Linked DNA regions of Homo sapiens: all the other regions are linked to region 1. The links are chromatin loops, found by intact Hi-C in ENCODE. Cell type or tissue: PC-3. All regions are shown on one strand.

Region 1 (8,000 bases):
TCAGATTTTATCCTACACTTTCTTCTTTGTCATTCTAGGATAGTCAATTTACTTTAGGGCAGTAATATTTTCTTTTCCCTTAACACATATTTTATACCTTCCATAAAAAATTGTTCCTCTCTGTATTATGGCTCCTATGATCCTCTCATTCATATATAGTAATTAGAGCTTTTAACCACAGTAAGTTCAATTTCACAAAGAAAACTAAGAAGTAGTTAATTTTAAACTGTCATATACCAGCATTTTGAATTAGACCAGCAAAACCTATAAATATACATCTTAGGACTTTTTTTATAGCCATCCACATTCTTTATAGTGCAAATTCTAAGGTACAAAAATGATTGTGTGTGTGTGTATATATATATATGTGTATATGTATATGTGTGTGTGTGTGTATATATATACACATATATATACAGTCTATCTCTGTAAAAATATTAAAAATGAGGCCAAAAGTATATAAATTTAAATTATGCTCTGTATTTAATACTTCAGTATTTTTCTTGCTTAGAAATGATCCAGTTATGCAATGAATATCCATTAAATAACATAATTTGGCATATGTTCAGAGTTTTAAGTTACCTAATGATCTTGAAAACTATCCTCAAGTTTACCCACTGCAAAATATGATTGTTGAAATAGAGTTGTCAGAATAATGCTTTAATTTGGTTGAGCACAAATTTACAATTTTTATGATCTTAATGATCTAGTAGATGCAATGCTATCTTAGTCAAACAGTAAACCAGCATAACCTGAAGAAGAACTATCCAAGTGGGGTAAAATGCATATCTGTTTTTTTATTTGACACGGGTAAATCAGAAGACAGTTGATTTATTAAACGAAGCATATTAAATTAGTCTTGTTTGCAAACAAAAATTCCTAAATAAAGTGGTCAAAGTCTTAAAACATGTTAGTTTCTAAAGGCATACTTTTAGGCACATTGAAAGTTTTGTAAGTCCAATTCCCTGAAGTTTTAGAAAGTTTAATTAATAGAAGTGCTTACATACCTGTAAACCATTAGGATAGAGTTATTTGAAGTGATAATATAACCTAATTTGATAACACCATAAAATGTAGGAAAGTACTGCATACTCACAAATATATAAACGTGATAAACGTGTGTGCAGATGCAAAAGGCTTATTACTCAATGTTTCGCATCTAAAAATTGCTCTCTTCCTAATAGTTATGCTGGAGTATCAGCACTAAGCTCAGCTGGGTAGTAAGAGATCTTAGTAAGACAGAAAAAGGTTGGGATAAAGGAAAGTCAAGAGGTAGGTTATCAAGTTTCACCACCGTACAATTTTTGTATGCTGAGGCAGTGTAAGGTGAAAATAAGTGGTAGAATGTGTTGTCTCTATGTCACCTAGGAATATTATAGGATTTTCAAAGATAAAATGATTCTTTCCTTCGCTCTTTGAGACATTGAGAATTTTGAGGACAAAAGAGAAGGTTCCTGGGAGAAAAGTTACTAGAGAGACTGAATTTTGGACTCATTTCCTTTGATATTTTAAGGGCAGTTAAGGAAAGACAATTCTGAACTACATTTAAAAGGTTCTTTTAAATAATCAAAGTGAAATTTACATAACTTATAAAAAATCAGATTAAAGTATTAAAGTATATAATTCAGCAGCACTTAATGCGTTCACAAGGTTGTGCAACAATAGTTTCATAACTTTTCATCATTAGAGTAGAGCCCTCTGCCTACAAACTAGCCAATCCTAAATCTTCTCTTTACCTATTCTCTGGAAACTGCCGATCTGTTTTTCTGTCTCTATAAATCTGCTTATTTTGAATATTTTATGTAAAAGGAATCGTACAATGTGCAACCTTTGTGTGGTTTTTTTCCCTTAGAATATTGTTTTTAGGGCTGGCCCAAGTTGTATCATTATCAAAATTTGCTGCTTTTTATGGCTGAATAATTATTTCATTGTATATATGTACCACAATTTGTTTATCCATTTGTCTAATAATATAGATCTAGGTTGTTGCCACTTTAGGCTATTATGAATATGAGACAATAAACAATCATGGACAAGTTTCTGCATGTACACATATTTTATTTCTCCTGCACGTATACCTAGGAGTAGAATTCCTGAGTCCTATGATAAGTCTATGTTTAACTCTTTGAGGAACCATATAACTGTTCTCCACAATGGTTGCACCCTTTACATTCCCATCAGCAATGTATAAGACTTCCAACCTCCACATCCTTACCAACGTTTATTTTCCATTGTTTTGGTTATAGCCACCCAAGTGTGTATAAAGTGGTATCTCATTGTGGTTATAATATGCATTTCCTTAATTGTGAATGATGTTGAACATCTTCCCATGAACTTCTTGGATGCTTATATCCTATTTGGTGAAATATCTATTCGAATCATTTGCTTGTTTTTGAATTGGGTTGTTTGAGGTTTTTTGCTAGAGTTATAAGAGATTTTATGGATTCTGGATATTCAATACTTATCACACATATGATTTGCAAAATTTCCCCCAAGCCATAAGTTGAATTTTCACTTTCTTGACAATATCTTTTGATGCATGAATGTTTTAACTTTTAAAAAGTCAGGTTTATCTTTTTATTTTTAACTTTTTGTGTGCATGATTACAGTGTCAAATCTAAGAATCCATGCCAAACCTGAGGTCAGGAAGATTTACCTCTATATTTTCTTACAGTGTCTTACAGTTTTAGCTTATTAATTTAAATATTAATCTATTTTGAGTTAAAATTTTTATATGGCATGAGGTAGGGGTCCAACCTCATTCTTTTGAATATGTTTATCCAGTTTCACAGCTCTGCTTCTTGAGTGAATTGGTCATTCCCCATGGTCTTTGCATTCTTTTCAAAAATCAATTTTAAATTTCTTTCTGTATTATGAAGTCTATTCCACTTGTCTATATATCTATGCTTATGTCAGTTCCACACTGGTTTGACTACTGTGGCTTTGTAGTAAGTTTTGAAATTGACAATCATAAGTCCTTAACTTTGTTTTCTTTCAAAACAGTTATGGCTACCCAGAGCCACATGAAATTCAATAAGGTCCAAAATGGTGGCATAGAAGAAAGCAGGCTTCATTCCCCAGGCCCGCAGAAACCCAAAACAAATATACAGCACTGAGATTATTATTAGCAACGTTTTATACCTCAAGTATGAAAATGAGTCAGTTTCTGTGGCCACAGAGAAGTAGAAAAAAAAAAAAACCCTCCAGCAGATGGTAAGACATTCAGACTTCTACATTCACAATGCACTTCCCTGCAATGTGCCCAGCACAAAGCCTGTGGAAAATTTCCCGAACTCACGGTTTCTACACGGGAAAAAGGGAGATTGAGACAGACAACCAATTTCCCCAATATATTGTGTTCTCTGGCAGGAGAACTGTTTCTGCCTCAACCCATAGGAAGCACTGAGAATGCCTGGAGGGATAAATATTCCTTAGGACTGCCAGAGACCAAATTGGGAGGTGGGATGACCATCCACAGCTATAAAAACTCTGCTCCATAATTCGGATGAAAAAGATGCCAAATCAGAACAGCTGTTCAGTAGCACCACACTGTTGAAAGTTTGTTCCACAGGTTCCCTGGGCACAAACTCCTGGGAAGCTTTCTGGCACTCCAGGGCATTCTTTTGGCACCTCCCACATTTGGCAATGTGATTACTAGAACCAAAGCAAACCTGGGCTTAAGGCACCATCTAGTGCTGAAACAGAGGCAGTGAGCTGGTGGGGAAAAAACAAGATCAACAGGTAAATTACAAAGAGTAAGCAATTGTATCTAATTAAAAAAACAAACAAAAAAGCCAGACAGAGAAGACTGAAAGAAAGAAATAACCCTTTAATGCCAAATGTGGGTGAAAATCCACAAAAAAACTACAGAAATGGTGAATTGTCACCTCCCCAAATGAACAAAGCAAGGAACTAGTTACTGACCCTAACGAGATAATGATATGTGAACTCTCTTACCAAGAATTCATACAGCAGTTTTAAAGAAAATCAATGACCTCCAAAATAACACAGTAATGCAATTCAAAAACTTATGAGACATTTAACACAGAGACTGATATACTAAAAAAATCAAAGAGAAATTTTGGAACTGAGAAATATATTCGCTGAACTGAAAAAAAATCAAAGGCTCTCAACACTAGAGTGCATCAAGAAGAAGAAAGAATGAGTAAGCTCAAAGATAGGTTATTTGAAAACAGAAGAGAAAAAGAAATGAAAAGCCATAAAGATTGCAAACAAGATACAGAAAATTACCTCAAAAGACCAGATCTATATTAGGTGGTTAATGGCTAGGTTAAAAAAAAAGAAAGAAAAAGAAAAAAAGTCAAAATTTAAGAATTATTAGTGTTCAAGAAGGAGTTGAGCAAAAGTAAGGTATAGAAAGCTTATTCAAATAAATAATAACAGAAAACTTTGCAAAAGTTAAGAAAGAGATAAATATTCAACTGAAGGACGTTCAGAAAACACAAAACAGATTTGAGCCAAATAAGACTACTACAAGTGCATAATAATCAAATGCTCAAAGGTTAAGGAAGAAGAAAGGATTCTATAAGAAGTAAGATAAAAGAAGTAAATAACATATAAATGACCTCCAATTTGTCTGGCAACAGACTTGTCAACAGAAACCATACAGGACAGGAGGGAGTAGCATGACATTTTCAAAGTTCTGGAAGAAAGAATAAAACTCCTATTCCGCAAAGCTATCCTTCAAATATGGAGAGATATAGTGTTTTTTAGACAATGTTTGGGAAATTTACCACCATCGGACTCATCTTCCAAGAAAAGGTACAGAGAGTTCTTCAATCTGAAGAATAAAACACTAACATTAAAAAAAACCTCCAAGATATAAAACCCACTGGTAAAATTAAATACAAAAACAAAGCAAGAATACTCTAATAATATAATTGTGGTGTGCTATCTATTCACAAAGTTAATATAAAGCCCAAATGAAAACTCTATCAAAAACAATAATATGTACAGCAACGTGTTAAGAGATAGGCAATATAAAATATGTAAATGGAGACAACATGAAGTCAACATATTGGAGAGGAGGGGGAGAATTTATAGTGTAGAGGTTTTTTTTTTTTCCATTTGCTTTTTGTTTTCTATTCTTTTCTATGTGATCTAACATGAATTGTCATTTCTTTTAAATAACTTGGTATAAAATGTGTTTTGAAAGCCCCATGGTAACCACAATGCAATGTAATAGGTTCACTAAAAATAAAAAGCAATCAATTAAAATATACTACCAGAGAAAATCCCTTAACCGCAATGTGAGACAGAAAAACAAAACAAAACAAAAACAACGAAGACAGGAGTTACAAAACAGCCAGAAAACAAGGCACAAAATGACAGCACTAAGGCCTTCCTTATCAGTACTAACTAAATGTAAATTAAAATTTAAAAATTTAATAGGACTCAATTTTCCAATTAAAAGGCATAGCTGTGTGAATGGATTAAGAAACAAGACTGAACTATTTGCTTCCTACAACAAACCTACTTCATCTATAAAGACAGGCAGACTGGTTGTGCATGGTGGAAAAAGATATTTCATGCAAATGGAAACCAAAACAGAACAGACCAAGTTAAAAGACTGTAAAACAAACAGACAGACAGACAGATTGTTAAAACAGAGAAAGAAGGTTACTATATAATGATAAAAGCGTCAGATTAGCAAGAGGATATAACAATTATAAATACCTTTGCACCCAACATGAGTGCTCTCAAGTATATGAAGCAAACATCAATAGATTTAAAGGGAGGAATATACTGCAATACAATTTATATAAAGGGAATTCAACACCCCACGATTAGCACAAACAGAATATTCAAAAAAAAAGTGACAAAGAGATAGCAGAGTTCAGCTACACACTATACACACTGGACCAAATAGGTCTAACTGACTTTTTTTTTTCTTTAGAGACAGAGTCTCACTTGGTCACCCAGGCTGGAGTGCAGTAGCAAGATCACAGCTCACTGCTGCCCAAATTCCTGAGCTGAAACAATCCTCCTGCCTCAGCCTCCTGAGTAGCTGGGACCACAGGCCTAACTGACTTTTATAAAACATTTCACCCAACTGCTAAAGAATATACATTCTTTTCATAAGCACATGGAACATTTTCCAAGCGAGATGATATCATAGGCCACAAAACAAGTCTCAAGAAATTAAAAAATATATAGAAAGAATATCAAGTATTTCTAACCACAATGGAATAAAACTGGACATCAATAACCAGAGGAACCTTAGAAAATGCAAAGACACATGAAAATTAAACAGCATGCTCCTGAATCAACAACGGTTTAATGGAGAAATTAAGAAGAAAATTTAAAAATGTATTGAAATAAAAATGGAAATACAACATGTGAAAATCTATGGAATACAATAAAAATAGTACTAAGAAGGAAGTTTATAGCAATAAACACCTACATCAAAAAAGTTAAAAGACCACAAATGAACAACTTAATGATGTATCTCAAGGAACAAAAAGAACAAGAACAAACCCAACCCGAAATTGGTAGAAGCAAAGAAATAAGAAAAATCTGAACATAAATAAATAAATTTGAAACTAAAAAATACAGAAGATCAATGAAACAAAAGTTGGTTTTTTGAAAACATAAACCAAATTGACAAAACTTTAGCTAGGCTTCCAAAGTAACAAAAAGCCTGGGCACAGTGGTTCACACCTGTAATCCCAGCACTTTGGGAGGCTGAGGTGGGTGGATCACTTGAAGCCAGGAGTTGGAGACCAGCCTGGCCAACATGGCAAAACCCCATCTCTACCAAAAATGCAAAAATTAGCCAGGTGTGATGGTGCACACCTGTAATCCCAGCTACTTGGGAGACTGAAGCACAAGAATCATTTGAACCTGAGAGGCAGAGGTTGCAGTGAGCAGAGATTATACCACTGTACAATGCACTCCAGCCTGGGTGACAGATTAAGATCCTGTCTCAAATAAATAAATAAATAAAATAAGAAAACATACCAAATAAATAAAATCAGAAACAAAAAAGGATGTATAACAACTGAAATAACAGATTTAAAAAAAAGTCTTTAGAGATTATTATGTACAACTGTATGCTAACAAATTGAAAAACCTAGAAGAAACTAAGAAATTCCTGGACACATATAGCGTACCAACATCGAACCATGAAGAAATAGAAAACTTTAATAAACAAATAACAAGTAACAAGATCAAAGCTGTGATAAAAAGTCTTCCATCAAAGAAAAGCTCTGGACTTGATGACTTCAGTGCTAAATTCTACCATACATTTAAGAAGAATTAATACTATTTCTACCCAAATTATTCAAAAAAATTGGAAAAGATCTGAATACTTCTAAGCTCATTCTATGAGGCCAGTATTGCCCTGATGTCAAAACTTGACAAGAATACAACAAAAGATAAAACAACAGGCCAATATCACTGATAAATATAGAAGCAAAAATCCTCAGCAAAATACTAGTAAACTGAATTCAACCACACATTAAAAATATCATTCATCATGACCAATCATCTACACATGCAAGGATGGTTCGACATACACAAATCAATAAATGTGATACATCACATTAACATAACCAATAACATAAAACACATAATAATTTAAATAGATGGCAAAAAATTAATAATGTTCAACATCCCTTGATGATAAAAACCCTAACAAACTGGATATAGAATAAATATACCTTAAAATAACAAAGATCCTGCATAACCAACCCGTAGCTAACATCATACTGAATGGGGAAAAATTGAAAGACTTTCCTCTAAGATCTGGAACAAGACAAGAATGCCCACTTTCACCACTTTTATTCAACATAATTTTGGAAGTCTCAGCCAGAGTAATTAGAGAAAAGAAAGAAAGAAATGGCAGCAAATGGGAAGGAAATAAGTCAAATTAGCCATGCTTACAGACAATCTGATGTTATACTTAGAAAACCTAATGACACCATCAAAAAACAAAACAGATAAACTAATTCAGGAAGGTTGTAGGATACGAAATCAAC
Region 2 (8,000 bases), 360 kb before region 1:
TGCAGCACTTTTATACTCTTAGGCAGGAGGAATAACATTTTTTTTTTCAACAGGCTACCAGCTATGTATCTTTAGATTGGAAGCTTGTTGTAGTTGTATTTCTGAAATAAATGCGGCACAGGACAGTGCCTGAATATAATTTGGGGATAATTGAAAAAGGCAAGGAAATCATCCCTGATTAAATTTGTAAATGGCTGTCTGGAGAACCATTATAATTTATGAGGATTTGTTGCTCAGAGAGTAAATAATACCAGTGACAGCATTTCCTCAGAGAACAGAAGATCAAATCGGTTGCAAAGTAAGTGCCAATACTTCCTCTCAAAAACACAGCAGAGGAGACAGTGGTAATAAATGATGCTCCATTTGTTTCAATGCTTATGACCCTCCTGGCTGCTTAAGAGCAGAGACAGGATTTAACTCTTGCATTGCAGTGAGACTACTACATATTCCTGCTGCATACAATGGTCTGAAATTCTTGAAGAATGTAAACAGATTAAGTAAGTTGTTTAGGTAAGTGGGCCACTTATGAACACACCTGCCATTCTGACATATGGACAAGTGTTAACTAGTTTCATGTAATAATCTTTTTTATTTATCCTGTAATGATAATGGTGATAAAACTTCATGCAACACTTTAGAAAGATGACAGGACCCTTGCAATTAGCATTACTGTGGGTGCCTGGTAGTGCAGACTGGGTATTGAAAAATATAGTTTGTGGTCCAGACTTCAATGCTAACCCCAAATCCAAGGTTCAGATTCTAGCAAATTTAATTCTACCTTTAGCTCTCCTATGGCATATAAACTGAAAGCTAGGCAACTTGTCATTCAAATGAGTTTTTAAAAATTGAGACCCTGGATCTCACCATTTTAGAATCTGGTGGTGTCAGCACATATTAAGAACAATTTATGAAACCTTGAAATGCTATTGGTCAAATGTTAGCTGTATATACTGGTGCTGCCACATTAATTAATACATGCCCTTTTTTTTTTAAACAGGCATTTGTTGTATGAGACAAAAGTATTATTCTATTCAGCTAGCAATATCTGGCCTTTGTTGATATCTTAGTACATAGCTTTAATAATCATTTGACATTTAGTATTTCCCAGCTAACAACGGAATGCAATGATTCATATCTGTTGAATGGATTATAAAATCCTAGAGGGCAGTCATCATGTTCTACTTGCATTTTACTAATTGATTAATTAATCTGAACAAAGTTAGGATGTAGTTGGATTAATAAATACAAGACTGATTAAGTCAAGTTTGCACTTAATGGGCACAACACTATATATATTTGTTAGTTATTATTTTTCTTTGTTTCAGTAAATTAGACAAAATTTGGTATATAATATACGTAAAACAGGCAATACAGTGCTCATCATAAAATATATTATATAATACATGTAGTTTCCTTTTATTCATGCACTTAATTTTATGTATTCATAAAAGTGGTTGTATGGAAAACATGCACCCCTCGTTCTCTCTAGGCAAGATGTTTGTTTTCACGTAGGTGTAACAGATACAGGAATTGTATCATTATAAGTAGTACTTAGAGTGAACTTTCTGTACTCTCTATTCTATCTGTAAGAGCCAACACTGAAATTCACATATGCATGCTAAGAATGTAAGAAAGAAGAATGAGCTCCATGCATTTCAATGGGAAAAGAACATCACGATGAATTGCTTTAGTGAGGGATAAAGTAACACAGGTCCAACTTCAGACAACAAGGATGCTGGCTTCTCATTTTGCATTTTACAACCATTTGTCCAATTTTTTTGGTTGATTGCACTGAATTGTTTTGTTTTGGAAAAACAGCAATAGATTAAAAGAAAGCTCTCTGCACAGAAAAAAAAATAAGCTTCAGAGGAGAGAACAAAAAAGGCATTATTAATATAGTTAGTTATATAATTATTCTCCTTACAATTTGTTTCTTAGGGCCCAGTAGCAGCTTTCTGAACTCACTTTGTTGGCCACAACACTTAATGGATTATCACACAATCAAAGCAGTCTAATTTTATCACACAAAATTAAAGTATACCTGCTATAAGGAAACAAGCAAATACACAAGCAAAGATATGAAGAGAAGTCAGCAATACTTGAAAATTAATACCATTTCCTAAAATGCCACGTGTGCAATAATTCAAAGTAAATGACAATATATTATACTCTAAGTCCATAATGTTAGAAAATAAAAGCCTAGTTGTTGCTTGACTTACAAGAGCAAAACAAGCTTACGGTGCATGGGTCCGTGTTGTTTGGCAAGTAGTCAATAAAACTGTACCTTATGACTTTCTCTCCTAAAGGTTCTAATCAAAACAATTTATTTCAGGCATGTAAACCCTGCTTTTCAGACTGTAGCTATTGTCAGCATGTACAGCAGCATCAGCAATAACGGATGCAATTTTTGGATTGAGAGTCTCAGAGCTCCCCCATCTGTCTCAGTAATGGTTGGATTTCATATGGATCAATACAGCATGTCAACTCTAGTACAAGGATTTTCCCTCTAACCTTTATAATAGCAATTTCTATGCATCCAACCTTGTCCAGCATAAAAGCAATATTTGAGGATATTATGTAAAGGAGCTGGAGCTGACAGAGCTGGAAGGACATTAACTACCAGTACCCTAATTGCTAGGGTCCAAGCATTCAGACATTATAGCCCATTTGAAACCTTAAACTTCAGTAACAAAAAGAGAACATGTTTTCATACAAGTTAACTTGCTTGCCTCTATGAGCATAGGACGGTGGTAAAGAAAGGAAAGAGATCTGTAAACAAAGCCACTGCTTATTTTTGTGTGAGGGATATTTGGATGCTCCAGTTGGTTCTCTGAATGTATTTCTCTCTCATCAGCAATGAGATCGGAGAATTGAATGTGATGTGTTTGTCTTAGTAAAAGGTATAACTAGATCCTGGGGGGAGACAAAGTGTTTTGCTTTGTTTCTGCTCCAGTTCTCTACTGAGAAATAAAACCAAGAGGATTCAATTCTTTTTTCTGCAATGGACTTATAGCTGCCATGACTTGCTGCTCAGAGCCACAAGGTGCCGATTGTTATGTATCACTGCCCCTTAGTGGTTGGCCAACAGCAAACCTTTTTAATACCTACCCAACATCACAGGTTTATAGGTATATAGGGCATGCAGGCCCTCCTCTCTGCTTCTTAGAGCAGGCAACAGAGACTTAATGTGCAGACCTGCCCTTTTCTAAGATGATGCTTTGTTTTCTCTGTGTCTGTGTAATACAGAGAAAGAGCAAGTATTCTGGGATCAGACAGAGCTGGAATTATATCTCCCCTCTGCTATTCTCTAACTGAGTGATCTTGGGAAACTCACTTAACCCCTCTCAACTTTATTTTCTCCTTCCAAAATGGAATTAGCAACTACCTTGCTAAACCAGTGCTGTAGGATTAATTTAGAAAATGAAGGAGAATGGCTAGCAAATCATCTGTCATGCCTTCTATTATTGTTACTAACATGATGCTGATGATTATGGTCATGAACATTTATGAAGGATGTGATCTTCCCACTATTACGAGACCAAAGAAATGTATGAATGCTATATAAACTGTACTGTAGTCTCTATGAAGTTACTAATGTAGTCTGCCTTGATGAGTGACTCTAAGAACAGTACAACAAAATGGTTCCTGCTTTCATTCCAGATTATAAATTAATTTAGTAGTTGTGGTTTGTGGGTTAGATTATGGTTATGTGAAATAAGATTTTAATTCAATTTGCCACATATTTTTGGGAGCCTATTGCACAAAATGTGCTGTTCTGTGTAGTCATTGTACAAAGAAAAAAGTAAATGATGTATGTGTTTTTATACAGTTTGCAAGTCAGTGGATACAACAGAGATATACATTTACCTAAATAGAAATTAGACAGATTTATAGCAAGTGCTGTGGGATTATAGAGGCAAAAGAAGTCAATGTCACTCTCAGAGTAGTTTTCATAGAGATGGTGATATCTGTTGTGGTATATGAAGCAGTATTTTTAGAGTTGGAATAAAAGAGGAAACATTCTAAGTAGGGAAGTAGTAAAGGTGAGTACTTCTCAAAAGAATGTATGAAGTAGTCAGAGAATAATGAAAAAATTAAATGTAGAAAAAGCTTGAGTTATGTGTTAGAAATAATAACAAATAAGGGTTAGCAGGATAGATTTTTGGAAGGCCTCGAATACTGTGCTGAACTTTTAAATGGTGTACTATAAGCATTAGGGAGCCATGAACTAATGTATTTTACATTTTAGGGCTTTTATCTTATTTCGGGAGAAGACAATGCGAAAATGTGTTTCTTCAATATTATCTTTTATATCAAGCTAAATTATTTATACTCATGTTGAAGGTCATGAATTATTGTATACAATGTTGATTTATCTTCTCTTTAAAATATTGCCATTTTCATTTATAATTCTTTTCATTCCTTTTCAACAATCAAATCTTCCATTGGCCTATCATTTTATTCTACCTGTCAATGTTGGCTGGTTATGAATATTTTTCTCTACTCCTAAATAATTTTATTCTTCCCAGAAAACAAATGGTTACTGAAGCAGAGAACACTGTGAATATCCAAATTGAATCAATCTGCATGTGATGTAAAACCTTGGACTATATTATGAAGATGTAAAAATTATAAAGGAGCACTGAGACATGAATGAAATTCCCCAGAGAATCATTAGATGATGTATCAACTTGACAAAATATACCCAAGTATTTGTCTATTTCTGTCCGTCATCACTAACACTTCCCAGATCCAAGACATCATCATTTCTCACCTGGACTACTGCATTGGCTGAAATTGAAAATCTGAACTTCCTGGTTTGACTCCTCGTTTGACTTCTCATTTCATTAAAAATAAAATGTGAACTTTTATTCATGTTTTACAAGGTCTTAATAATATCTGTAAACTCACTGCATACTCATACTCCTGTGCAGTCACTCCACTTTAGTCAGGTTTTCTTGTTTTTTTCTAAAAACTAAACCCTTTTCTACCTCAAGCCCTTTGCTTTATCTTTCTTTTCCTGGAACATTGATCTTCTTCAAGAGCTCACTTCTTCACTTAATCAAATTTTTGCTTCAAATCCTTGGTCCCAAGACTGGTCCTGACCATATAAGGTAAAGCAACTCCTTTCCCTGTTCTCATCGTTTCTTAATTCCAGCACATCATGCCATTTTATTTCCTTTCTGAAATTTATTGCAATAACAAATTATTGTAACTTTTCTCTATTTACCTTTTATAGTCCATCTTACAAAATCTCAGTGAGAACAGTCTGTTTTATTTATCTTTGCATCCCCTGTACTTTAAACAGTGCAGGCACATGTGTTTGTTAAATATTGGTTACATGAATGAATTAATTAATTAATGATGCATGAAAGCCTGAACCACATGGGAAGGAAAATGAAATAGAAAGAAACCGAGAGGCTAAAATCAACAGGAAGAACAAAAGAGAGTGGGAGATGGCTCAATGAGGAAAGTGTGAGTATCACACACATCAACATGGTAAGATAGGAAAAATAAAGGAGACATAGCTAGTACCCAAATGGCCATATTTATAGTCAAGGATAATTTCAATTCAATTTGCCAATGAATAAGTGGGAGGTCTTGGAATTAATTCTCCCCACTGTAAGTGCATAGGCTCTGGGGAACCAGTCAAAGGAAGTATGAGACATATAAAGAAGTAAAAAGAAGTATAAGCAGCCTCTATACCTGGTACTCAGGTGGGTGCAGGAAAAAGCAATGTGGGCCTATGTAGCTGGAAGGCTAAAGTTATATTGCAGGATGTCCCCACAGAGCTTATAGCAGAGTTCTGGCAAACAAAGGAGGAGGCATTATGAATTAGAAACCCTGGCATGAGGTGTTGTGGTTCTAATTTTAACAAGCTAGATTCTAATATAAAGCCCCTGCTCTATAACAGAGGAATGAAAAGAGGGGAGATAGCAGAGAGAGGAGGAAATGGCATAAGGAAGGTAGGACCAAGGTCCTGGAAATGAAAAGATACTATGCATGCTGTTATTTAGAGAATTCTCTCAGGTGGGTAAGTTAAAAATCAGTACAATCAGATAAAGAAGCAAAGTCAGAATTAGAACAATAGGTACTTGATATTGTGTTCTGACGGCTGGTTTAAGCATTTCTCTGAACCACCTACTTAAGGCAGGCGCTAGTGTCTGAGCTGTCTCTTTAGGTGTGAGTCAAGTGTCTTAAACAGAAGGGGATAACTATAAAATCTGGAAATCACATAGGTCAGGTGAAAAGGTAGGAGATACTCATATTCTAGTCCAATTTGTTCTTTTTTTTTGAATCCTGTTGCAAATGACAATATTGTCTGAAAATGACTTTTAAAAATAGCATTAACAGTGATAGTTGTCACACAAACTTGTTTACAGACACTCTCCCTCATTTGGCACATACCTACAGGAAGATTTTTTAGCTGGGAAAATAGATTCATGTGGCCCAGAGTGCTAATATAAATGCTGATCTCCTGAATCTGTGAGAGCACATGGCATGAATAGTAACACAAGGTATTACAGGCTTTATGCATGAAAAATGCCTGTGATTAGAGATAAGTTCATGGGGTAGAAAAGAATGTGGAGACAGAATTACAGACTTAGTACAGGAAAATAGATTAAGGTTGAGAAACACTAAGATAAAAAGATTTGGCAAGAGTTTGAAATGCTTTTCAATTCATGCAAATAATCGACAAGGGGAAGTGAACAGGTTGGAACTGGATAAAACAACAGATATTAGAGAAAGACAAAAGATCAGACTCAGGGACAAAATATTAAATAACCGCCTATATCTTGAGTTACAAGTTATCTAAGAGTACAAACTGACTTGAAAATGTTCTCAGTAATGTACAATAAAAACAACAACCAAACAAATAACATTAGTTGAGCAAGAAAGGAAAAATCAACGTGGCTTTAGTTACTAATTGTATCCAAATGGAAAGTAGAGATTTCTGCAAAAAAAAAAAAAAAAATCCACTGTAAATCTCAAGTGGAGCATTTATGGATAGATTTTACCTTATGCAGTTTAAAGTTTGCATTCGACAGTCTTTTTGGAAGACGACATGTAGATCGAGATCAAATCCTTATTAATGATACTATAGAGAAAGACAGTGATGATCCTCAATCCTGAAAGACTTGGTATCTCCAGCTTCTCTAATACTGAAACATCATAGACTCTATATCTTGTCCTCAAGGTGGTTCAACATGAGAGATAGCAAACTGAAGTTCATTTTTATGGATGTTCATTAGATATGAGGGCATGAAGTAAACAAAAGGGGAACATTGTCTATATAGTTAGCTATACATTTCTTCAAAGCAGTCCTTGGCTCAAAGATTTCAAAAACAGTAAATGGTTATCAAATGATGACATAAAAGATTAATCTAATGTTTGTAAATGACAACGTATATAGCATAACATTGTAGATTGCAATATGTGTATGCATACAATGTTTATATGTCTAGTTATGGTATCTAATCTGTATGTTATCTATAAATATTAATTTTTTTTAATATAATAATTTGATCAGTATTCATATACAATATAAATTGAGAAATTGAGAATGAATGATAAATTCACAGAGAACAGTGATTGTTTTGGTCACTATATACATGACGCAATAAAAGATTGTCAATAGGTCAGGCGTGGAGGCTCACGCCTGTAATCCCAGCACTTTGGGAGACCAAGGTGGGTGGATCACAAGGTCAGGAGATCGAGACCATCCTGGCTAACACAGCGAAACTCACTCTCTACTAAAAATACAAAAAAATGAGCCGGGCATGGTGGCAGGAGCCTGTAGTCCCAGCTACACGGGAGGCTGAGGCAGAAGAATGGCGTGAACCCGGAAGGCAGAGCTTGCATTGAGCCGAGATCCCGCCACTGCACTCCAGCCTGGGCAACACAGTGAGACTCTGTCTCAAAAAAAAAAAAAAAAAAAAGATTGTCGATAAATGTACTCAATAGATGGATAACTATCTCCAAAAGCATATTGAAATACT
Region 3 (8,000 bases), 180 kb after region 1:
TCTGAAACTGAATCGGTAATAAAATCCTAACAACAAAAAAAGCCCTGGATCAGATGAATTACAGCATAATCCTGCAGACATACAAAGAAGAACCTGTAATAATTCTACAAAAACAATTCCAAAATATCGTGGAGGAGGGATTTCTCTCTAACTCATTGTATAAAGCCAGAATCACCCTGATACCAAACCCTAGCAAAGACAATGAAAACAAGAAAACTACAGGCCAATATCCCTGGTTAATATAGATGCAAAAATCCCCAACCAAATTCTAGCAAACCAAATCCCGAAGCACTACCGAAAGTTAATTCATCATGATCCAGCAGACTTTATTCCTAGGATGCAAGGTTGATTCAATATACTCAAATCAATAAATGTGATTCACTACATAAACAGATTAAACAAAAACCATACGATCATCTCAATAGATGCAGAAAAAGCTTTCAAAAAAATTCAACATCCCTTCATGATAAAAACCCTCAGCAAACTAGGCATCAAAGGAACATACCTCAAAATAATAAGAGCTATCTATGACAAACCCACAGCCAACTTTAGAGTGAACAGGTAAAAGCTGGAACCATTACCTTTGAGAACTGGAACAAGAGAAGGATGCCCACTCCCTCCACCCCTGTTCAACATAGTACTGGGAGTCCTAGCAAGAGCAATCAGGCGAGAGAAAGAAATAAAAATGTATCCAAATAGAAAAAGAAGAAATCAAACTGTATGTCTCTACTGAAGATATGATTCTATACCTAGGAAACCCTAAAGACGCTGCCAAAAGGCTCCTGGTACCAATAAACAACCTCAGTAAAGTTTCAGGATACAAAATCAATATACAAAAATCAGTAGCAATTCTATACACAAATAACATTCAAGGTGAGAAACAAATCAAGAACATAATCCCACTTATGATAGCCACAAAGAACTCCAAAACACTGCTGAAAAAAAATCATTGATGATGCAAACAAATGAAAAAACATTCCATCCCATGGATTGGAAGAATCAGTATTGTTAATAGGTCCACAGTACCCAAAGCAATCAACAGATTCAATGTTATTCTTATCAAACTACCAATGTCATTTTTCACAGAGTTAGAAAAAAACTATTCTAAAATTCATGTGGAGCAACAACAACATAAAAAACCCTGAATAGCCAAAGCAATTTTAAGAAAAAAGAACAAAGCAAGAGGCATCATATTACCTGACTTTAAACTATAAGGCTGTAGTAACCAAAACAGCATGGTACTGGTACAAAAACGAACATAGAGACCAATGGGACAGAATAGAGAACCCACAAATAAAGCCATATCCCTGCAGCCATCTGATCTTCAACAAAGTTGACAAAAATCAGCAATGAGAAAAGAATTCTCTGTTCAATAAATGGTACTGGGATAACTGGGTAGCCATATTCAGAAGAATTAAACTTTGCTCCTACCTTTCACCATATACAGCAACTAACTCAAGATCAATTAAAGGTTTAAATGTAAGAACACAAACTACAGGAATCCTGGAATAAAACCTGGGAAGCACCATTCTGAGCATCAGCTTTGGGAAATAATTTATGTGTAAGTCCTCAAAAGCAATTGCAACAGAAACAAAAATGGACAATTGTGACCTAATAAAATGAAAGAGCTTCTGCACAGCAAAAGGAATTATCAACAGAGTAAAAAGACAGCCTACAGAATGGGGGAAAATGTTCACAAATTATGCATCTGACAATGATTTGATATACAGAATCTGTAAGAAACTTAAATGGTTCACCAAGCAAAAAACAAATAACCCCATTAAAAAGTGAACAATGGACATGAACAGACACTTTTCAAAAAAGATATACAAGCGACCAACAAACATATGAAAAAAGTGTGCAGCATCACTAATCATCAAAGAAATGCCAATCAAAACCACAATGAGATACCATCTCACACCCATCAAAATAGCTATCATTAAAAGTTAAAAAACAACAGATGCTGGTGAGGATGCAGAGAAATGGGAATGCTCATACACTGTTGGTGGGAATGCAAATTAGCTCAGCCCCTGTGGGAAGCAGTTTGGAGATTTCTCAAGGAATTTAAAACAGACTACCCTTAGACCATCAATCCTGTTACTGGGTCTATATCCAAAAGAAAATAAATTGTTCTACCAAAAAGACATGCACTCATACGTTCATCCCAGCATTATTCACAATTGCAAAGGCGTGATATTAACCTAGGTGTCTATCAATGGTAGATTGGATGAAGAAAATGTGGTATATATGTGTATATACCATGGAATACTGTGCAGACATAGAAAATATGAAGTCATATTCTTTGCAGCAACATGGATGCAGCTTGAGGCCATTATCCTAACCAAAATAATGCAGAAACAGGAAACCAAATACCCCATGATATTACCTATAAGTGGAAGCTAAATGCTGGGTACTTATGGACATGAAGATGGCAATGATAGACACAGAGGACTACTAGAGGATGGGAGGAGGAAGGGTTAATTAATTATTGGTTAGTATGCTCATTACCTGGGCGATGGCATCACTCGTACCCCAAACCTCAGCATTACACAATATAGTCATGTAACAAATCTGCACATATACCTTCTGAATGCAAAATACAAGTTGAAATTATTTTTAAAAATTGGATCTAGATAGATCTCACATAAAAGCATCTACCGTTCTCACATTCAATCCCTCCGAACTGGTCCTTGTCTCCCTCTTTAACCACATGTCCTACAACTCACTCTCAGGTATTATTTTTCTTTTCTCTGTTACACTATGGTAATGAATGTTCAATAGATACTATGTACTTTTAGCTTCTCAAGCCTTTCCATACACTGCTTCTCCTGCGATTTAATTTAGATTACTTCTACCCATCCTTCAGCCACTTACCTCTCCAGCCTTGTTTTATTCTAGAAGTCCTCAGCAATCCTTCTAGATGCCCTCCCTCTCTCCTTGCTCCCAACATCTCTTAGGATAGCACTTTTCATAGTGGCAATAGTGAGTTTTTGATGGTATGTCAATCTTCTCTTAGCTGGGGTTTTTTGTTTGTTTGTTTTGTTGTGTTTGGGTTTGGTTTTTTTTTTTTTTAGCATTTTGGTATTTCTTACACTAGCAGAGTTCTGGGCATGTAGTGGCTGCTTAGAGTATGTCAAATAAAGTTCCTTCTTATTTTTCAATCCTTTTAATCTAATGAAATTCTCATTCGACTTTTCCAATCATCCAGTATTGAATAGCATTGAAGAGCTTAACATCACCTGCAGACATGCGAGAACACAGACACTTCCTCCATCTGATCTTGGATAATCAGATTAAACAATGAGTATCAACACTGATGCCTGAGGGATTGTTCTTTTCATGCCTCATCCATCCATTCACTTCCAAAGAGATGGAAGTATGAGATCTATGACAAAACATCCTTCCCTTTTCTGACAGTTGCTCTTTTATAAAAATCTCTTCTTTGAAGCCCTGTCCAAGGTTTTGAAATTCAAAGTATACATCCCTATCATGTTTATTGGCCATCTCTTTTTAAAAACAGCCAAATATGGTTTTCCCTGGTTACCTTTAATCACATAATCTATTTAACTGCTCAATATTAGTGTACTTTATTTGCAAACTGGCCAATTGGTTCACTATCTCCTGTGTCAATCAGGGAACACATGAGAGTATATAAACCATTTCAGAGAACTAAATTTTCATATTTCAGAGGAGGGAAGAGCCTGCTGTCTTTGAAGAGTTAATATGTGTCTCTGAGCATCTGCTTTATTGCTAGAGCTACTTGAGTACTGCGGAAAATCTAGTTTAGAGTTTGGGGATGTTGCGAGATAGATAATCTCTTCACACATTTGTAAAGTGCATGCCACAGCACGACATAAAATTTGTCAAATTGTGTTCATTTGTGAGAAGAGTCCTGGAGTTAGACCTCCTTCTCAAAATTTCTATTCTGTCATCTCTGAAATTTAAGAAAGGTTTCAAGACCAAGTACTGTCAGTTACATGTGATACCGTACCAGCCACCAGCGATAAATCACACTTGTAACTGCTTGAGGTGCATTTACTCACAGATGATATATGCTTTACAATTCATAGCAAGCTTTACAACTCATCTGATTTGAAGTAGGTCACAAAGAAATGTTAGCGTTTCAAAACTCAATCTTTTATGTGTTTTTTTTCTGTCAAAAAATCTTGTTATTTATAGCACTAAAGGAGACTTTTGGGATGATATCATGTAGTCCCTTCATTTTATGGATTAAGAGGCTGAGACCTGGGAAGGTTAATTGATTTTCCCAAAGTCTCAGAGCTAGTTAGTGGCAGAGCCAACACCAGAATCCATCGTTTTCCTGTCTCAAAGGCTTTCTTTCCACTATACCAGGCTGCCTCTGGTCTCTGACTATGCAAACCAGACTTTTGAAGTGCATTATTAAAGGATTATCTGTTCTACCCTAAGTGGCAGGGTCAACAATAAGATTATTAAATTTTTATCTTGCTCAGAGCTCTCTAAACTGGGAGATTCTCATCTGCCAGACTTAATCTGCCAAAAAAATATGCAGGGGGAAGTAGTGAGCACACGCAGTAGTCACAGAACTAGGCACTGAAAGCCTTTAGTTGGGCAATCCCTGGCCCAATTTCCAGTCTAATATTGTTGTGGTTAAAAAAGCATTTCTTCTTTCCGCTCATGCTTCCATGAAAGCCTGCACACAGCCTGGTCTGAACCTGCACAGATCGCTCCTGGAAGTGCCTACACTCTGACATCTGCATAAATGTCAAATGAATCTGCCGTATGATAATGAATACAAAATGAATTAATAATGATATGTGAATCATGAATACAATTTACAGTTCCTCAGACAAAATAGTGTCTTTTTCAGCATGTACCTGCATAAACTAGCTCCTGCAGGCCTCAGGCGAAACCTCCCGACTCTCTTCTGGTGCACCACCGCCATCTATTGACATCAGAGAAGGATGGCAGCCTTCCTCAGCGCTTGTATCCTGTGCTTGCACCGCTCCCTGTCAGCACCTGCCTCTTACTAACAAACAAAAATTTGTTTGAACTTATTTTAAAGTGTTTTGCTCTTCAAGGGTGAGCTCTCCTCCTTCTTTGAGCTACTTTTGTTACAAATAACTTAAAACTACCCCAGGTCAAAAATACTTGGCAGCTTGTTCTGTCACACCCCCTGATCTAAACACTGTATAATCTGATTTTTAACTCAAAGCAAGTCTTTGTTTAAAAACAATAATGAAACAACAACAACAACAAAACGATGCATTTTTTTCTCTCTTGCTATTTTTAAATAAACTTTCTTTATGGAAGTCCTCCAGGTTATCAAACACTCTCAGGCTTTCTACACTATCCCCCAAAATAAATTAAGCACAACTAAACTCTTCAGAAAGACATTAAACTCATAAGGGGTATTAGCTTTATTCCCTCCACTCTGTAGTAATATTTACTATTTCTTGTCCACTGCCTCCAATTTTCCCCCAGCATCCATTTTTTTCTTAAGTATGCCTAAATTCCTCCTCTTAGAGCTAGGGATCATGAGGAAGGATTTCCTGTTTTTTTGTTTTGTTTTGTTTTGCTTGTTTTCTTTTGGTTTTGTTTTTTTTTTTCAGATGTGGGTCTCACTACGTTGTCCAGGCTGGCCTTGAACTACTGGGCTCAAGTGATCCTCTTGCCTCAAACTCCCAGATAACTGGAACTACGGGCACACACCAATGTGCCTGGCTAGGATTTACTTTTTGAAAAGATTATCTTGACCTCTAAGAGAAGAAAAGAGCATAAAGGAAGTGTGGAATGAGGAAAGCCAGTTAGGAAGCTTTTGTGGAGATTCATATAAGAGATAACTGTGCCTTCCCCAAGTCCACTAATAACAGAGGTAGTAAGAAGTGGCAGGATTTGGGATAAATTTGGAAGGTAGAGTTAATATGCATTGCCCATGAATTGGGTATGAGGTAACAGAGAAAGAGAAGACTTAAAGACAACTTCTTGACTTTTGTCCTAAACAATTGATTTGGAGAGGAGATCAGGAGTTCTATGTTAGACATTTCGAATTTGAGATTTCTACTTGACATTCAGATAGAGGTGTCTGGTGGTAGGGGGTCTATTCAACATGTTAATTTCCTTTAGGAAAATTAACCTTTCCCAAAATGTGTAGTCCAGGGAGAACAATAAGTTAAGATACTTTATTATATCTTTATTGTTCATACGACTAGAGTTGTAGACAAATGTGTTATGCGTGAGGCAAAAGAAATTAAGTAAAAGAATAAAACATTCAGTTTCTTTTATGGGAAGTTTACATAAATTGTGTAAACTCTTTACCCAGTGCTAGAATTCACCTGAAAGAATGAGAAGCTCTTTTAGAAAGAAACCCCTCTGCTATCTCTGGATTGTTCTTTATGCTTTGTATGCTCTGATGTTGGCATAAAAAAATGGAAATAACAATGAAAGCAAACATGATGTTCTCTCTCGTTATCTGTGCATTGTGGGAGAATTTGATCACCAAACCTTTAAGGACTTCTGGCTCTGACCCTCTGATTCTGTGATGGTGCATAACTAGAACAGACCAAGTATTTATTTGTAACTAGTCCGCCCTGTCAAACTTAGTCCATTTATTTTCCAGATAACAGTTTTCATAATCATGTCATCTTTAAAAAGTATTTACTAAGATTTAGGAAGAAAGGATGCTGTTGCCAAGTAGCCAGACTCACAGAAAAAAAAATGAGTTAGGCAGAAAATGAAAATAAAAGTTCCAAAAGAAAATTTTCAAAATTGTCATTAAGAATATGATGTATGAGTCCAAGTTTAATTTTTTCTGATAAGATATATCCATATTTTAATTTTTAAACTTAATGCAGAGATTTAAAAAAGACAGGGGCGAACAAATATTGTTATCTCACTTCTGGCATCACACATTAACCGAATATGTCCATGGCAGTGCATTGAAAAAGCCCAATGCTGGCATATCAATTATGAATTTACTAAATGTATAGACAGAAGAAATAAATTGCCAAAGGTTTTGTGATGTAGATTATTTAAATAAAATCATTTAGAAACAAGAGTCAGTGCATACAGAAATAAACTTTCATAACAAGCAGGTTTAAGAGGCAACTCATTATGAGTAGAAAACATTCCTAATTTCATCATATTAGCCATTTACTGTTGGTTAAATCACAACTCTAGAAATTCCACTTAACCCTTCACTCTCTTTGCTACCATTCCCAGCTGTTTCATAAATTCACTTTTCCTTCTTGCTTTTAAACTCTCTTGTACTTTCCCATCAAACTTCCATTCCACAGATCACAGTGCAATTTTCACTTTTTCTTCTTTTCTCCTAGACAAAAGGAGGCTGCTCATCTGATCCTTTTCACTGAAACAGAGGAAAGAGAGTCTAGTAGCTTTAACAAAATCTTTTATTTTATAGGTCAAAGTCATTCTATTCATACACAGCTGACAAAATTTCAACCTGTGAACAAAATACTCCATGTGCTTCTGCATGATTTTTGCATTTTTAATTTCTATTAATATGGTGAAGGTTTATGCATAGGTATTTTAATGTCCATTCAAGGAAGGAGTGTTGGAGATAGGACCACTGGCAAAAAAAATTTCTTAGATAACATACCTTCATTTCTTTGTGATCTAACATCAGACATCAATTACAAATCCAACTTACAGATGTCTAAGATGCACTTAGGAATAAATAATATGTATTTCCAATTGACTTCATGTTCTATGTTGCATTTCATCTTAAGTTTGTCACTATCTCTATATATTAATGGCAAAATAAGTGGCAGAATATTTTAGCAAGTTTCTTCCGCAACTAAAAGCAAACATAATATGTTTATCAGGTCTATGAGAGAAACTACTGTTTATCTCCCAATTTGTATATGCCCTCTCTTCTTTTTTATACTATTAGAAAGTTTAGCTGATCATATGGCCACCTAACATAAAGACTACATTTCTTAGCATCACCGTACCAAAGTGTGGCTATATGACTAAATTCAGAGCAATAGGGTTTAAGGAAA

Evidence for each region. A loop is a pair of places that touch in the nucleus more often than their neighbours do. Peaks named below come from ENCODE experiments on the same cell type or tissue, not always from the same donor. Only the 100,000 strongest peaks of a DNase experiment are listed, where the experiment ranks them.
Region 2: it touches region 1 in a loop (12-fold over the local background); 4 of 110 quality-filtered maps call a loop at or near these places.
Region 3: a loop joins it to region 1, with 3 times the contacts of the local background. A loop is called at or near these places in 4 of 110 quality-filtered maps.

Annotation. Positions count from the first base shown.
Region 1 is chr4:27,857,170-27,865,169 of GRCh38, reverse strand. No RefSeq gene overlaps it. Among named protein-coding and RNA genes, the nearest start is that of LINC02261, 640 kb to the right of the region's middle. In PC-3, a CTCF peak has its summit at 3,698 (motif pointing left); a DNase peak (open chromatin) is centred at 3,649; H3K27ac peaks cover 468 bases.
Region 2 is chr4:28,220,280-28,228,279 of GRCh38, reverse strand. The region is part of intron 2 of LOC105374557 (a long non-coding RNA gene); the gene reads right to left. Among named protein-coding and RNA genes, the nearest start is that of MIR4275, 600 kb to the left of the region's middle. In PC-3, CTCF peaks have their summits at 2,882 and 3,082; a DNase peak (open chromatin) is centred at 3,069.
Region 3 is chr4:27,681,625-27,689,624 of GRCh38, reverse strand. All of the region lies in intron 1 of LOC105374548 (a long non-coding RNA gene), which reads right to left. Among named protein-coding and RNA genes, the nearest start is that of LINC02261, 470 kb to the right of the region's middle. In PC-3, a CTCF peak has its summit at 4,930; a DNase peak (open chromatin) is centred at 4,924.